2 separate regions of the Homo sapiens genome follow, and region 2 is linked to region 1. The links are chromatin loops, found by intact Hi-C in ENCODE. Cell type or tissue: sigmoid colon. All regions are shown on one strand.

What was found. Hi-C counts contacts between places; a loop is a spot of excess contacts. Peaks named below come from ENCODE experiments on the same cell type or tissue, not always from the same donor. Only the 100,000 strongest peaks of a DNase experiment are listed, where the experiment ranks them.
Region 2: it touches region 1 in a loop (4-fold over the local background); 11 of 110 quality-filtered maps call a loop at or near these places.

Annotation. Positions count from the first base shown.
Region 1 is chr20:58,235,837-58,238,336 of GRCh38, reverse strand. It overlaps the pseudogene PPP4R1L. Among named protein-coding and RNA genes, the nearest start is that of ANKRD60, 8.4 kb to the right of the region's middle. RefSeq lists a silencer at 1,163-1,212. In sigmoid colon, a CTCF peak has its summit at 1,098 (motif pointing left); DNase peaks (open chromatin) are centred at 1,106 and 1,556; H3K4me3 peaks cover 772 bases; H3K27ac peaks cover 208 bases.
Region 2 is chr20:59,221,521-59,224,020 of GRCh38, reverse strand. All of the region lies in intron 4 of ZNF831 (zinc finger protein 831), which reads right to left. Among named protein-coding and RNA genes, the nearest start is that of ZNF831, 59 kb to the right of the region's middle. RefSeq lists a silencer at 1,360-1,429. In sigmoid colon, a CTCF peak has its summit at 1,314 (motif pointing right); DNase peaks (open chromatin) are centred at 1,330 and 1,620; H3K4me3 peaks cover 1,813 bases; H3K27me3 peaks cover 1,387 bases.

The DNA of each region.
Region 1 (2,500 bases):
TTATATATACATTTTTAAAAAATAGTTGCTTCATGAAGACAAGAGGAGAGACTATCTTTATCAGCTTCAAGAATTTGTAGTGACTGATAACAGCAGGAATTGGAGGTTTCGATATGAACTAGCAGAGTAAGTAAAAACATATTTGGGGATATGAGAAAGCAAACTAGATGGAATAAATCTTAATTTTCTTACCATATAATTGATTTCTAAAGCAGCAGCAATAGTGTTCTTTTAGATAAAGAGATTATGTTTTTATTAAGGTATAAACAGAATTCCAAAAACCCTGAGTTACAAATACCACAGTCTCCGGGGAGACATTCATTTTCAGATGAAGACAGGGCTTGAGTCACTTTCGAATTAGAGTGTTCTGCTGTTCTAGAAGGCAATTTATTTGAACCAAATAAAAGATGAATCACCCACTCTTCAGTGTTTTCCTATTAATCGGAGCAGTTTTTACCAGAGCTTTCCTGAACATTCTGAGTGTGGTCCTCTCCGTAGGGTACAGCATGCTTAATGCCCTTTAGCTACTGTGGGAGACAGGAAGGGGTCTAACCCAGATGAGATGATTATGAAACAAAAAGGTTCCCCAAGGTGGCTCCTATCTGCACATCATTTTGTGCCTGAAGGAGTTATTTAATTCTGTCTTGAGCTGGCAAAAGGAATGTTCCAGGCTTTAGTGATGATGAAAGGGTGGAAGCATCAGTTTAAATAACTCCCCTTCCTAAGGTATATAATGTGCCTTTCACGGTGTGGAGGGAATTTGTTTGTGGCAGTTGTTGTTTGGGTTTTAGTTTTTACCTTGTTTTCATTTCGGTGTCTTTAGTTTTCATTTTTCTCATCCACAACTAGAAATCTCTCAAATAATTGTCTTCCCTGAATAAATTCATCAGGCTTTTGCAGCTATTCAGGATATGATTTGGCTGATGCCAGGGGCAAACCGAAAGCCTTTCTCTTTGCTGTGGTCTTTAATCATTCTGCTTAATTTGAGAGATTGAGGTTTCAGTCATTTTACCATGTTCCCAGCATCCTGTTCTGAGTCGAGAAAAACAGGCCCACGTTTTCCATGAAAGCAGTGCGACCTCTAGCGGCGGCGCACGGGAAGTAGGCGCGCTCGGTGCCCGGCGGGGCTTCCCCGGGTGGTTGCGCGGCCCCAGTGCCCGACCACGTTATCTAGCCCCCTACGCGCCCTATCTCCCATCTCCCGGCTTATTGAAGCCACAGCGACTGATATGAATTCTGTGCTCCGGTGCCCATGATATTGGTATCATGTTTTTGAAAACGGTGCTTTTTGATATGAAAGTATTCACCAGCACTCCGGGCTTCTGGTTCTAACTTCCTCCCCATCTCTTTTTCATTTCCTTTCGTTGCCTGGGTGAAAGCAATGTCATTTATTTTCATGCCCTTCTCCCCATCCCCATTTAGAAAGTAGTGAAAGCTTTGGTAGTGGGTTTTCGCAGCCAGCCGTCTCCTGCATGCTTTTGTCTTTCGGAGTAAGGAGCACGCGCTCCCAGTTCTCTCCAAGCGGACCTCGCTGCAGTGAAACCACCTCGTGCTGCCAAGAGCCGCGAGCAGGAGCATCCGGTTCGGTTTGCAGTCGGAGAAACGCCGGGGCGGTCGTGCAATCTCAGAGTGTTCGCTTGATCTGTTGACCTTTGTGAACTTCAACATTCTGGCTATTTTTATGTTATCTGATTTTTAAAGTTTTATGTGCTTTTCAACTGATAACCTAAAATTGAAATATTAAATCTGTATTCATAAATTTCTCAGCCTCTATTTTACAGAGTTTATTTCCTTTTTGTTTGATTTGTATGTGTGTGAGATGAAGAATTAAAATTTTGTTCACATTTTTTTTGCATGGTCATTTTGCTCAGCTTTCTGCTGTTGGCATTTTACTGAAGACCGAAATCTTGCTGGGTCTTTTGCTGTTCATTTCCCAGCCTGGCTATTTTTATCTGTAAGATGAAATAACAGTAAAAAGAAATCAATAATTTTGTTTTTTTGCCCAAAAATAATGTTTTTTTTGTTGTTGTTTTTGTTGTTGTTGTTTTCCTTTTAATTTCAGACAGCTGATACTGATTCTGGAACTCTATAGTCCCAATGATGTTTATGATTACCTAATGCACATTGCCTTAAAGTTGTGTGCAGATCAAGTTTCTGAAGTTCGGTGGATCTCCTTCAAACTAGTAAGGAATCAGGGCATTTGCTCTGTGATTTTTACAAATAGGAATGTTGATGTATCTTCCATTTTAACTCTTTTAATTTTTCTGGGCTTACTTTGTCAGCTAACCTATGAAACTAGCTTTTAAAATTTGAAATTAGGAACTATATTATAGTTTTATCAATTTGTAGGATAGCTTTTTTTGTTATATGTTTCAGTGACGGCAATTGTGGAGTAATCCTTTTATATATGAAACTCTTTAAGCCATAGGTTAGTGTTTTTAAAATACAGGTTGATTTACAGCTTGGTTTTGTAGAAAAATATTTAGTGAGCAAAGACTCT
Region 2 (2,500 bases), 990 kb before region 1:
GGCCACACCGGTTTCAGTGTTTGGCTCCAGTGGCCTGGATGTGGGGGTGGTGGATGACAGGGAGAGATGACTCCTTCCTTCCTCCCTCCTGTCCCGTGGCCTCCTGGCAGCCTTTGAAGTAAAGGTCTCAAACTAGCTGACTGTATTTGGGCCCAGATGGGGTATGTGTGCAAGTGCACGTCCGTGCGTGTATGTGTGTTTAAATTAGCACCCTGTAAAAATTGAGAGATTTTATTTAACGTGAAATCTGGGTTCTGCCTTCCCCGTAGAGCTAGATGAATACCAGCCAGCTGGCCTCACCACACAACAGCCAAGGTTATATGATTCAAAGCACTCTTTCAAATTCTAGATATATTTTGTGTAGTGTTACTATCACCCCCATTTTACAGATGGGGAAACCGAGGCACAGAAGAGCTGAGACACGTCCCTAGGATGACATGACTACAGGTGGTGAAACTCGGCAGCGAGCCCGAGTGCTTTCCTCCGAGGCCCGTTCCCGTAGCCGCTGGAGCACCGCTGCCTCTGCTGGGAGGCTGCTGCCGGCTCGTTCCTCCTGCATCTCTCTGTTAAAACGTTTGCTTATTAACATTTTTCCATGTGCTTTTAAAAAACATGGCTAGTTCTGAAAGAGAACCAGTGTGTCTGCAAGCTGGAGAGGAAGGAACCATCGCACACACTTGGCAAGCGAAGGGTCCGGGAGTCCTGGTCACCGTGCAGCGATTGGGAGCCTGCATTTTGCGGCAGAATCCTGGATTCTGCTTTACATCCCTGCGGACAGAGAGCACCCAATAGAGCCTTCGGCACCTCGTTTTGTCCTTTTTCTTCTTTCACCCCCATCTCTCACCCTGGTCCTGGGAAACTGAAATAATGTCCCCCCTCTGACCTCCTCCAAGGCCCCCTTCCTGCCTCCTCCTGTTATCAGCTGGGGCTCCTGCCTCCCCTCTTCGTGAACATTCTTACTCTTGCATTTCTGGGTGGCGTTTATGTGAGGGCAGTGAAACATCATCCACAGGCTGGGGTCGTCTGGTGCGGGGGCCGTGACGACAGTCGCTTGCTCAGCGGGGGGTCCCAGCCGATTTGCAGAAGCCAAGGAACTAGGATCAAAACCCTGCTCTCCCTTCCTTCGGCTTCAGCCTGCTCCCTTGGTTCTACCACGGAAACCCCTACGAACATAAAATAAATTTGTACCGCCAGGTCCCTGGTGTTCAGAGCAGGTGCCCCTGATTGCACGAGTCTGGGGTCCGCCCGCCTCCCTCCCAGACCGGACTCCAGGCCGTGCTGCGCCGCGGAGCGAGGAGGGAGCCGGGCTTCGGCGGTGCCCGCGATGGGCGCTAGGGGGCCCCCGCGGAGCTTGGAAGGCGGCTTTGCTGTAAATCCCAGCCCTCTGCGCTTTCTTCCGGGTAATAAATTCACAAGGCTTGTTTTTTAACCCCCACCAGAGGTTAAAATAGTTTCATAAAAAGTTTTGGTAAATTCATGGGTAACTTTTGAGGTTATGTGAGGTTGTTGTCACACAAAAAAAAAAAAAGAGAGAGAGAAAAACAGAGCCTTTCTTCTCTGCTCCTGCAAGATTGAGGCTTGGCGCCGGCGGGGGCGGAGGGGGCCCGGGCTTTGTGTTCTTCCAGAAGCATCCACGTGGCTAGGCGGCTCTCCAGGCCCCCGGGCGCCCACCCACCAGGGTAGGGGGGTCTCGGGAGCGCCCAGCCAGGGGTCCGCACCCACCCCGCCGCCCGCCCGGGCACCCTGCAGCCTTCCCGAGGCTTCGCTGAGCTCGACCCCCAGCCCAGCTCAGCCCAGCCCGTGGGGCGAGTGGGGTTCGGGGCTCTGCGTTGATCGCTTCCTGCCATGCCCGTGGGAATAAAGCAAAAGTTACAGCCCCTGAGTAGGGGTTAAAAAGAACTTTATCAGATTGATAAGCTGGGAGACAGGAGGAGGCAGAAAGAAAACAGCGCAGTTAAGGGAGGGGGCGTCGCACATTAACTATGATTCAGACTCCAATGCACTGAGTTCATTTTTCAATCTGCCTTTAGGTAGGGGAAAAAAAATAAGGAAATTATGGAAAATTGAGAAATAAACATCTCTGAGAGTGCTTTGCACCCGGGGGTGCTTAACGAACACTTAATAATTTCAAACGCTAGTACTTAGAAAAATGGCTTTTGTCCGTTCCCGGCACGCCAGGTGCCTCCTAGCAAAACCGGAAAGCTGAAAATGACTGAAAATGATCGCTAATGTCTATGTGGAGGGTGGTACAAAAATCACTTGTTCATGTCCTTTGGAAGTTAAGGAAATAAGCAAGCCAAAATTTTAAGAGTTTTAGCAAGGGAAAAACCTTGGAACTGAGCTTGCATTTCTTTTCCTCAACGTATGAACTTGGGCAAGACTCCTAATTAGGACAGGGCTGGCCACACATCACCTCCTGACCCCACGGGGCCATACTGAAAATTAGATGAGGAAAAACATTTGGAGGAAACTCTCAAAATGCTACTGCAGGAAGCAATGG